3 separate regions of the Homo sapiens genome follow, and all the other regions are linked to region 3. A link is a contact called in ENCODE Hi-C or POLR2A ChIA-PET data. All regions are on one chromosome and are shown on one strand. Each heading gives the region's core, a stretch centred on a gene start or an enhancer-like site at or near the end of the contact. The rest is flanking DNA. Distances are from core to core; before and after follow the strand shown.

Region 1 (3,470 bases), core at 307-2,806, 500 kb after region 3:
TCAAGTGATCCTCCCACCTCAGCCTCCCAAACTGCTGGGATTTCAGGGCTGAGCCACTGCTCCCAGCCAATAGAATATATTATTAAAGTAAATTTCACCTGTTTCTTTGTACTTAATGTAACCACTAAAGCATTTAAAATTATGCATACAGTTTACACTACATTTCTATCACACAGTGCTGTGTGAACCACCACTGTATCAGACTTCATGTTCTCCAGTGATGGGGAACTCACAACCTGTAGAGAAAAGGCAACTCCAGTTACAAGGAAATCCTTCCTTATATTATGTAAGCTCCTCCTCCTTCTGACCTTTCCTCGTGGATCCTGGTTCTGCCATCCAGAGATACGCATAGCAGTCCCTCCTTCCCATGGCAGATCCTCACAAGAAAGCTCGCAAAAGAGACAATTTATGGGAAGGCACTTGCAGAAGGATGAAGCGCACTTACACCTAGGCAGAACACTGGTGTAGATCTTGAAAGCGGCGTGGAATTCTGAGAGCTTTGAACATTTTTTTTTTAATCTGTTATGAGTCTTGTTTAAGACCTCGCTTTGTTTTGACCTTGTTCCAGTTTTGAGGCCAATCCTCTATCTTCAACACACCCCAGAAAATCAAGATCCCTTGTGTTGTTCCCTGTTTTATTAATAATTTGGAAAGAAATACTCACGGAGTCAAGGTAGCATCCAGAGTTCTCCAAGCTGTGCCGATTGTCATGCACGGAGAAGGGGAACTGGTTATTCACTGCTTGCTGGAAAAGTGGGATGGAAGGGAAAGAGCACACATTAGAACCCTGCATGCTTTCAGAACTGGGATCGGGTGATGTGGAAGGAAGATGGATGAGGCAAAGCGACCTCTAAGAAAGACAATGAAACCTGGCCCCAGAGATGGAGCAGACACAGGAGGGGGAGGATATCCACGTGCTCATCAGCGCCGGGCTTTGAAACCCCACCTTATTTCCAGCTTCCCCAAAGTCATAAAAATTATCTTTCAAAACACCTTATTTGGATGCAAGGATGGAAAAGTGTACAGGCTCATGGAGCCAAAAACTGGGAAGGACTTTTGAGGCCGTGTAGACCAACTCTGTCATCTGGCCAGTAAGGGTCCCAGGAGATGAGAGCCCTGGCCCAAGGCCTGGGGGGAACCCTGGCAGGTATGAAATGGACCCTGGCTTCTCCTTTGTGCCACTGCAGGGCCTGGAAGTTGCTCAGGAATTGGCCGGGGAGGCAGGAGGTGCATGTTAATGAGCTGTGGGCTGGAAGGGGGTGTTGCTTCTTGTTCGTGGAGGAGCCTAACTTGATTGTCCATAGCAGGAAGTAGTTCCTGCCGCAGAGCACCAGGGTATGGGGTGGGGATACTACCAACCCTTAGGGGTCCAAGGATAGTAAATGCGCAGTTTCTTACAAAGAAGAATTGTTTGGCCCAACGTGCCAGCGGCGCTGCCCCCTGGGAGGTCCACAGGAGCACATGGCAGTGGCCAGTGTTCAGGACTCACCTTCTCCCGGACTTTGTATATGGGCGGCAGCTTCCCCTCCGCTTGCCGAGGCAAGTGTGGACTCTGGGGCTCTTTTGACGTAGCACTGGTGATGGATTCTGGTGTCTTTTGCGTTAGCCCGATGTGAGGGAACTGGAAGAACAGCACACGCCTTGATTAAAACCAGACACATTTGAATCTACAAGCCAAGTATCAGGGCTTCCTTTGTACAGTGATTAAAATGCAATTTGGGTGCTTTTGGCATGCAATGGAAATGGCATAATTTTTGTAATTTTCAAGTATTCTTTCCAAGACAAAAAACATTGTAATGGCCCAGAGCCATCACTGCCGGTTGTTTCAAGTTACAGAGGCCACCCCTGCTGAGCTGGAGCCTGGAAATGTTTCCATAGCCTGGTAAGGAGGGTGTGGTCCTCAGTGAGTGAGCAGACACATTCTGAGAAGACAGAAATGTGTTATTTGAGATCCTTCCTGTGGTCAGGGAGCTCCCAGTACTGAGGACCTTGGAGCCAACCCACGTTTATGGAGATGAGCCAACCTCCAGCAATGTAGGTATGAGGTGGCCCTAAGACCACGGGAAGGGGAGGAACAGAGAATCTCAAGTGATTCTCCACTGGAAATGTAGGATGGTAGAGGGGAGGTAACGTCTAGGAGGGAAAAAGAGGGGGTAGAAGGATGTGAAGCAAGAAAAATGAGGACTGAGGATTATCTAGAATATGTCCTTGCAATCTCCCAACAAAAGCCTGGGAAGGAAACAGGACTGGGCAGAAGAGGGGTAGTCCCAACAAGGGCCTCTGTTGACCCGGCTGGGAGCTCTGGACATTGGGTGGCCACTCAGAGCTGGGGAGAGGGGACCCAGTCTCTGTGCACCAAGCAATGAGGCATTGGATTTATTCCTGAGCTACCCCCAGAAGAAGGCGTGACCCTAGGGAGGCAGCTCTCTTCAGATAACAGACCTGTAGGTGTGGGCAGTGAGGGCCATGCTCCCAGCAGCCAGAGTGATGAGTCTTTCATTCCTGAAGGGGGGTGTGGCTAGCTCTTATGGCAAGAGAAGCTCACCCCAATGTTATTTGAATGGTGCCTCTTAAAAGCCACCCCAACAAAGTGAGCTCTGAAGCAGGACTCTCTAGGAGGAAATGAATGGAAATTAAAAAGACAAGACCCAATTCAATGAAAATTCCCATAAAGGGAGAAGGAAGCATAATGTGGTTGGGTCAGAGGCTGGACATTCAGAGGTCCTGAGTCCACCCCAGGTCTCTCTCCTATCTCCTAGGTGAGCCTGATGAGAGAGACTAAACTTTCTCAAGCCTCGGTTTCCCTATCTGTAAAATGGGAATAATAATACCTACCTGATATGGTAGATTTGATACAAAGAGGAAATGTATACACTCCAATAGTGTGAATAGTTTGCAAATGTTTTTGGCTAAATAGCAATCACATTTTCATTCTCCATTCGTCAATTTATGAACACTTAGGTTGATTCTATGTCTTTGCTATTGTGAATAGTGCTGCAATAAACATGCAAGTGCAGGTATCCCTCAGATATATTGATTTTTTTTAGTAGATACTCAGTAGTAGCATTGCTGGATCAAATGGTAATTTCTCGTTTGAGAGTTTTGAGAAATCTCCATACTATTTTCCATAGTGGCTCTACTAGTTTACATTTCCACCAAAAGTGTATAAGAGTTCCCTTCTCTCCCCATCCTCGCCAACATCTGTTATTTTTTGTCTTTTTAGTAATAGCTATTCTGACTGGGATAAGATGATATCTCATCGTGGTTTTTATTTGCATTCCCCTGATGATTAGTGATGTTTAGCATGTTTTCATATGCCTGTTTCCCATTTATATGTCTCCTTTTTTAAATTTTTTAAATTTTTTATGTGTACATAGTAGCTGTATATATTTATGGGGTACATAAGATATTTTGATACAGGCATACAGTGTGTAATAATCACATCAGGGGAAATGGAGGATCCATCACCT
Region 2 (3,911 bases), core at 492-2,991, 360 kb before region 3:
CTGCAGCCAAAGTGATTGTGTTATCTGTTATCAAATTATGTCACTACTATACCAAACTGTTTATTTGCCTGAATTTCCTCCATCCTTTCATCCTTGAGCTTGTAAATGTTGCCTTTTTTCTTTTCCTTTTTTTTTTCTTTGAGACAGAGCCAGAGCGCAGTGGCACAATCTCGGCTCACTGCAATCTCTGTCTCCCGGGTTCAAGCGATTCTCATGCCTCAGCCTCCTGAGTAGCTGAGATTACAGGCATGCACCAGAATGCCCGGCTAGTTTTTGTATTTTCAATAGAGATGGGCAGAGGGGAGTGGGCAGGGTCTCACCATGTTGGCCAGGCTGGTCTTGAACTCCTTGTCAGGCCTCTGAGCCCAAGCTAAGCCATCATATCCCCTGTGGCCTGCACGTATACATCCAGATGGCCTGAAGTAACTGAAGAATCACAAAAGAAGTGAAAATGACCGGTTCCTGCCTTAACTGATGACATTACCTTGTGAAATTCCTTCTCCTGGCTTAGAAGCTCCCCGACTGAGCACCTTGTAACCCCCGCCCCTTCCCACCAGAGAACAACCCCCTTTGACTGTAATTTTCCACTACCTACCCAAATCCTATAAATCGGCCCCACCCCTATCTCCCTTGCTGACTCTCTTTTCGGACTCAGCCCGCCTGCACCCAGTTGAAATAAACAGCCTTGTTGCTCACACAAAGCCTGTTTGGTGGTCTCTTCACACAAACGCGCATAACACTCCTGACCTCAGGTTAACACTCCCCACACACGCCCCCCCCTCCCAAAGTGCTGGGATTACAGGCATGAGCCACCGCGCCCGGCCTCAAATGTTGGCTTTTTGTTTTGTTTTGTTTTTGAGACGGAGTCTTGGTCTGTCACCCAGGCTGGAGTGCAGTGGCGCGATCTCGGCTCACTGCAAGCTCCGCCTTCCAGGTTCACGCCATTCTCCTGCCTCAGCCTCCTGAGTAGCTGGGACTACAGGAGCCCGCCACCACGTCCGGCTAATTTTTTGTATTTTTAGTAGAGACGGGGTTTCACCGTGTAAGCCAGGATGGTCTCAAACTCCTGACCTCGTGATCCGCCCACCTCGGCCTCCCAAAGTGCTGGGATTACAGGCGCGAGCCACCACGCTCAGCCTAAATGTTGGCCTTTTTTTTTTTTTTTTTTTTTTTTTTTTGAGACGAAGCTTCGCTCTTGCTGCCCAGGCTGGAGTGCAATGGCACGATCTCGACTCACCGCAACCTCCGCCTCCCGGGTTCAAGCCATTCCCCTCCCTCAGCCTCCCGAGTAGCTGAGATTACAGGCATGTGCCACCACGCCCGGCTAGTTTTTGTATTTTCAATATAGACAGGGTTTCTCCATGTTGGTCAGGCTGGTCTCGAACTCCTGACCTCAGGTGATCCGCCCGCCTCGGCCTCCCAAAGTGCTGGGATTACAGGCGTGAGCCACTGCGCCCGGCTAGAATGTTGTCTTTTAATACTAAGGTTTCACTTGCAAAGGGAAAGAACTGTTTGCGGAACTATCAACCGCTGTCTGAGGCGTGTCGGGAGCGACACCCCTGCGGAGGATACGGTGCCGGGGTCCTTCCGATCGCAAAAACCGGCGTTCCTCAGCCTTCAAGACTGTGAGCGCTCAGGGCCCTCGGCCGCTGCCCGCCGCAGACTCCACTTCCCATGATGCCAAGGGGTCGGGCCGTCCGGAAGGCCGTGTGCCCTCCGCGGGGCATGATGGGGTAGCTGGAGATTTCCATCATGGCGGCGTCCATTTCGGGCTACACCTTCAGTGCTGTGTGTTTCCACAGCGCCAACAGCAACGCGGACCACGTAGGTGCCGGGCCCCCTGCCGCGCCCGCTGGGGGCTTTCAGCCTCTGTCTCAGGCCGGCGCTCGCGGCCAAGCCGGGACCTCATGCGGCTCGCCCCCTGGGCACCAGGGCCGGCCGGAGGAGCTGGTGACCCGGGCGGCTCCCGCCCCCGGTGAGCTCTTGCCTCTGGGGGCTCCTTCGCCCCTGGGACAGGCCCCCTGGCTTCGCGCTCTCAGCCGCTCGGCCGTCCCGGCACAGCCGTCTCCCGTGCAGCAAAACTGTCCCACCTGGCCTCCTGCAGTGTCAGGAGTCGCTCGGTGGAAACCGAGCGCCTGCCCCTCCCTGAAAGTCAGGCTTCTAGACTTAAGAGGGGCGCACGGGGTCGGGAAGGAATCTAAAGGCCGGGCGTTTAGTCCAGTAGGCGAGGTACTCAGCCCCGCCCGCCGGTCTCGCAGGTTGTCGTGGGGGTGCTGCGAGTGAAACCGTGGCTGTCACTACTGATACTTGTTAGACACGGTTGTGTGTTTTCTTCGCCCTGATGCAAAATGGAGAATGTATACAGGAGCGTTCGGTGCAGGGTCTATTTTGTATTTCCTTGAAGTTGCGTGTTTAGTTCTTTGTGACTAGTTCTTTCACTAGTCACAGTGAAATAGGGAAGTGACAGGCCCACTACTGAGTGATGGGAAATGCATAGGCTGTGAGCCCACAGGAGGAGCAGATCCTGTCTGTTTCAGTGTCTTTATTTTACAAATTGTCTTTTAACGTCATTGGCCTCTGATTGGAAATGCTTTGTGAAACTAGATCACTTCTCTCTTAAAGGAGGTATATAATTTGGCCACCAAATTGGGGGATTATTTTAAGTGATGTTAATAGTGAATGATTCAAACTCATTAAACCTATGTGTGGGGTTTTTGGTTGTCATTACAAAGCAAAATGGTACACTGCAGAAGGAGGAACTGCATTTGGTTTGATGTCAGCAATCTTAGCTTCCATTAATAAAAACTGATTTCACAGGGAGGTGATTCCATTAGTAAATTGAATGCAATTAAATTATTGTACCTTTCATCTCTTCAGTGTTGATGGTAGAACTTAATGATAGGAATAGGAATATATACATCATGGGTTTTTCCAGAAGCAGCTTTGAAGACTATGGCCTAGGGTACTACAACCAGCTATTTAATAATGTAATATAGTTCCATATGTAAGGGTTTGTGATACCCCTAGTGTCCATGGACTATTAAAAATGGGTCCTTTATTTCTTGAATGCCTACTAATATCACAGTTTATGTATATGGCAAGATTACTGTAAGAACAAGCAGCTACCTGTTGAAAAAAATTAATTCAAGAGATATCCCTTAATATCTACTCTGCAAGGCGTGGTGCTTGACTTCATAGAAATTTTCACCAATGCCAATAGTTTGCAACTGTGTTTTATATGACCATGCCTGTTTATATTAACTTTGCCACAATTATAGATGTGGAATCCTTGAAAATAATTTCAATTTTAAGGTTGAAGAACCAACAATTTACTTTTGTAGTACATACTTATTTTGTCCAGTCAAGAAATTAATTTAAAACCACTCATTTGTAGACCTGGGGCTACCATACTTTTCTGTACAGGGCCAGATAGTAAACTTTGTAGGCTTTGTAAGCCATATGGTCTCTATAGCAACTATTCAACTCTGCTATTATTGGGAGAAAGCATCTATAGACAATAAAAGATTCAAGTGACTCTTATTAGCTGGACACGGTAGCTCATGCCTGTAATCCCAGCACTTTGGGAGGCTGAGGCGGGCAGATCACCTGAGGTCAGGAGTTCAAGACCAGCCTGACCAACAAGGAGAAACCCCGTCTCTACTGAAAATATAAAATTAGCCAGGCGTGGTGGCACATGCCTGTAATCCCAGCTACTAGGGAGGCTGAGGCAGGAAAATCGCTTGAACCCGGGAGGCAAAGGTTGTGGTGAGTCGAGATCGCGCCATTGCACTCCAGCCTGGGCTACAAAAATAATAATAATAAAATAACATAGAAACCATTTTTAGCTTACAGGCCGTACATTAATAAGCATTAGGCTGGAATTAGTCCCCATGCCATAGTTTGCCAACTCC
Region 3 (3,865 bases), core at 898-3,397:
CCTCAAAATTATCCATGTCAGATAAAAATATACCAGTCTCTAGAATATCCAACAGAATTGCAAATAAGGCGTTTAGCATTTTAAATTCCCAATGCATATTTATAGAATAGAATTCTCTTGTCTATCCTTCCAGCCACTCGCATCAGACTCTCTAAGAACTTAACCCGATCTCCAATCTTTAAAGAAAAAAGGGGGTAAATACACAGAAGGATTGTTTACCCCGGACAGGGCAAGGAAGCCCGGTATGACGACGTAGGCCATTGCCAGCAGCCTCCACCACGAGCACGCAGAGCGGGGATTTCTACGAAAAATTCCTCCTCTTCCCTATAAAATCCTAAACGTGGGGTCCTCTGCAGCCAACTGCCGCTTGGGCCGCCTCCGGAAAAAGTACCGGGCGGGGGGAGGGGGGACAACCACAAACACTCGCGCGCACACGCTCACTCCGTGTCCGCGACCGTCGTCGCCGGCGGAAAGCGAGCCACGGGAGGGAGTGTGTGCGCGCGTGTGTGTCTCGGCGCGGCCCGCGGTGACCGAGCTGAGCTCTTGGGCCCGCGGCCTCCGAGCCCCAGGGCGCGGCGTGGGCTGCAGGCGACCCGCCACGCCGCTGGGCCTCCCGCGGGAGAAAGGCCCAGGCACGCCCCGGCTCCCGCGCGCCTCTGCCCAACTCGCCCGGGGCGCTGGGGGCAGCGCGAGGGAGAGAAAGAAAGGCGCTTCCCCTCGGCCGCGCGGGGCCGTCCGGCGCCGCGGAGGGCTGGGAGGAGGAGGAACCGCGGCGGCCCGGCTGTCCCTGCGCCGCACCGGGTCCCTGCCGCCCGGGGCGCGCCCTAGCCAGCCCCTCCTGCTAAACTTTTTCTTTTTGATTCGCCCCACCCGAAAAGTGCGGCCCGGGCGGGGAAGGTGGGGGAGGCGGGCGGGCCGGGCTCCCGGCGGCGGCGGGCGAGGAGGAAGTGGTGCCCGCGGGAGCGCGGCCGGGCAGAGGAAATGCCCGGCCCGCCCGGCCCCCGCCCGCGCCCGCCGCCCGGCCCGCCCAGGCCCCCCGCCCCGCCGCGACTTTGGCGGGCCGAGCCCCGCGCGGCAGTGGCGGCGGCGGCAGCGGCAGCAGATGTGGCCCGGCTGCCCGGAGGAGCCAACAATGCGGGGCCGGCAAAACAAAAGGGTTCCACTTCGCCTCCTTTCCCGTCTTTCACTTGCGCTCCCGGGGAGCCGCGCGGGATCCCCCGCCGGCAGGGGCAGCGCCCCTGGGGACCGAGAGCCGCTCACGCCCCGACTTCCCCACGGAACCCCTCTTCTCCGCGCCCCCCCCACCCTCGCCTCGTAGGCGCAAGGCCCGCCGCACCCCGGCGCGCTCGGACTCCTGTTCCCCGGAGATCCGGCCGTATTGTCCCCGCGGCGCGTCGCGCGCTCGGCCTGGGTCGCCGGCGGCCCCCGGGCGCGCACCCACCGGGCTCAGGGAGCAGGAGCCGGGGGCGCCCAGGGAACCGTCGCCGAGACGCCGCCGCCGCCGCCGCCGCTGCCCTCCGGACGCCGCCGCGCTCGGGGTTTCTTTTTTTTTTTTTTTCAACCCTGATGGGAAGGAAGGTGACCGCCTACTTCGCATTCATCAACTCTCATCACAACAACAAAAATCCTGGCGCAAACGGCGGCCAGCGGGCGCAATCGGTGGCGGGGGCGGGCGGGGACCCCCGAGCCAGCGTCCACCCCCGGGCGCCGAGGGGGGACACGAGGCCGGGGGCACGGACCAAAGATGTCCTCGGATGCCGGCTCCGCGTCCTTCGCCCTCTTCCTCCTCCTCCTCCTCCTCCCTGAGTGGCGCAGTGAGGCGCGGGCGCGGCGCCCCCAGCCCGCGGCCGCAGGTGAGGCGGGGGCGGCGGCGGCCCCAGCCCTCCCCCGGGGCCCCCCTTACCTCGTCCCGGACGGTCGGCGTCCACGGCGAAAGGCGCCCACCCTGGAGGCGGCGGCGGCGGCGTCTCCCGCCCCTCCCACCCCACCCGGCGGCGGTGGCGGTGGCGGCGGCTGTGCGGCCCCCCCTCAGCGCGGCATGGCTCCCGGTTCGGTCCCTCGCTCCTCGGGCCGCCGCCGGCTCCTCCGGGCCGCTCCCGAGCCACCTTAAAATGACACACGCACACAGGGACACACACACAAAAACTTAATCTCTCCAGCTCCCCGCCCCTCCCCCTCCCGCCCTCCCCACCCTCCCTCCGCTCCCCTCCCCTCCCCACCCTACCCCTCCCTTCCCTTCCACCTCCTCCCCTCGCCGCCGAGCCTCTTCCTACTTCCCCACCCACCCCACCCCCTTCCTCCGCCCACCCGGTTCCCAATTCCCCCCGCGTCCCGGCCCCGCGCCCTCCCGCCCGCCGAGAGGGGGCTGCGCTGGGGGTCCCCGGCCCGGGCCCGCCCCGCGCCGCGCTCACCCCCGAGAGGATGCTAATTCCAACTTGGATCGGGGGAGGGAACGTCCTGGATGCCGAGCGCCTCCCGGCTATTTGCTCTTCTTTATTTGTTTTCTCCTCCGGGGAAGGAGAAGGAAAACGGAGAGAAAAGGAAAGGAAAGAAGCGGCGCTGGCCGCAGCTCCCGGTACCCGCTGGCTGCGCAGGAGCTAGGCGGGAGGCGAGGTGAGGGTCGCCGCTCGCTCACTCCTCGCTCCTGTTTTTGGGGGGGGGGGGCAAAGGCGGGGTCTCTTTTTGCAAACCAATGACACAACCCCACATGGGCCGGCCTCGCCCCCTTCAGATACTCCTCACTACAAATCGGCTCTCTCGGGGGATTAGTGGCTCCGCGAAAGTGCACACAAGCGCGGCGGGCGGGAGGGCCAGGGGCCGGGCGCGGCGGGCACTCCCTAGCCCGGCCCCGCCCGGGAGGCCCTCGGGAGGCGCGGGGGCCTCGGTGGCAGGGGCCGAGGTCCTGTCGCGGTGGCTCGGGGTCCGCTGCTCCCCTGGCCCTTCATCCTCCTCCGCCCCTTCCACGTGGGGTACCGGGCAGCCGGCCACGTGGGGGAACGCGAGCCCCGGGTGGCCCCGGTCCCATGGGGCCCCGCCCAGCCAGCGGCGCCAACCAGCCCCCTTCCCGGCCCCCGGGCTCCAACTTCCTCCTGGTGCCCCGCACCGGCCGCTTCTGCCTTCTCAGGCCCGCGGGGTCAGGCGCGGGCCGGCCACAGGGGGCACTTGCGCTCCCCAAATCCAGATCCGGGAGACCGTGCCGGAGAGGCGGCGACCGCTGTGGGTGCGCAGGGAAGGGCCCTCTGTGCTGCAAGTTGCAGCAGTGCTGTGCCCTAAAAGAAGCAAAACATTCTTACACATTGAAAAAAAAAAAAAAGGTTCCCTCTTGCTGCCTGGATCTCGCCGGGGCATTTGAGAAGCCCTGTGTTGGGTCGGAGCCCCGGGTCTCGAGGAGGGAGGCGCGCTGCGGCGTGGGGGCCCGCGACTCGGGGTCCTGGGCTTGCGCGGCGGCCCGGAGCCCACGCCGTCCTGACGTCTCAAGGTTGGAGTCTGCACAGCGAGCCTGGGAATCCAGGCCCAGCGGCCGCTCGCGGCCCAACGAGCACCTGGGCTAAATTCCCCGCCCGTGACCCGCGACGTCCGAGCGCCGTCTCCGGAAGGGAGCTGGTGGCCGTGGAGTGTGGGGTCTTCTCCCTGCGCCCCAGGGCCCCCCAAACTCTTCTCACTACCCTGAGTTCGGCGTGCGTCCTCCAAGAATCCCTGGGTGGGCTGAACTGAGCCCTTAGGATCGATTTGTTTAAAAACCCTATTGAGATATTAGGAGCTGGATTGAGATGTCGAGCAGGAAAGGAGTGGGAGGGGTCTGAGGTCCCGCCTTTGGAGGCCGCAGGGACCGCCATTCCGCGAACCCAGCCGCGCGGTGTGGTCT

What was found. Hi-C counts contacts between places; a loop is a spot of excess contacts on that map. ChIA-PET counts read pairs that join two places held with the same protein, here RNA polymerase II (POLR2A). Pooled maps may share reads with other maps.
Region 1: POLR2A ChIA-PET joins it to region 3 with 17 read pairs in PC-9. The contact joins the enhancer-like site here to the promoter of CTBP2 in region 3. POLR2A ChIA-PET finds 5 or more read pairs at or near these places in 2 of 52 experiments (AG04449 and PC-9).
Region 2: a loop to region 3 is called in a map of ascending aorta, with 2.1 times the contacts of the local background. The contact joins the promoter of ABRAXAS2 here to the promoter of CTBP2 in region 3. A Hi-C loop is called at or near these places in 3 of 168 maps with a recorded cell type or tissue (K562, ascending aorta and chondrocyte) and 8 of 50 pooled maps.

What each region holds. Positions count from the first base shown.
Region 1 is chr10:125,660,357-125,663,826 of GRCh38, forward strand. It overlaps TEX36 (testis expressed 36), which reads right to left. Exons shown (of 4, transcript NM_001128202.3): 2 at 1,490-1,621; 3 at 665-745. Among named protein-coding and RNA genes, the nearest start is that of TEX36, 21 kb to the right of the region's middle. RefSeq lists an enhancer at 1,326-2,525. Within about 2 kb of position 1,557, at least 3 of the 41 ENCODE cell types and tissues checked have a DNase peak (open chromatin) inside an H3K27ac peak, as active enhancers do; they include PC-9, where a contact is called at or near this core.
Region 2 is chr10:124,800,078-124,803,988 of GRCh38, forward strand. It overlaps ABRAXAS2 (abraxas 2, BRISC complex subunit), which reads left to right and starts at 1,742. Exons shown (of 9, transcript NM_032182.4): 1 at 1,742-1,824. The coding sequence starts at 1,753. RefSeq lists enhancers at 1,341-1,895, 1,568-1,837, 1,896-2,449 and a silencer at 1,938-2,017.
Region 3 is chr10:125,158,416-125,162,280 of GRCh38, forward strand. CTBP2 (C-terminal binding protein 2) reads right to left here and starts at 2,148. Exons shown (of 11, transcript NM_001329.4): 1 at 1,904-2,148. RefSeq lists an enhancer at 2,919-3,528.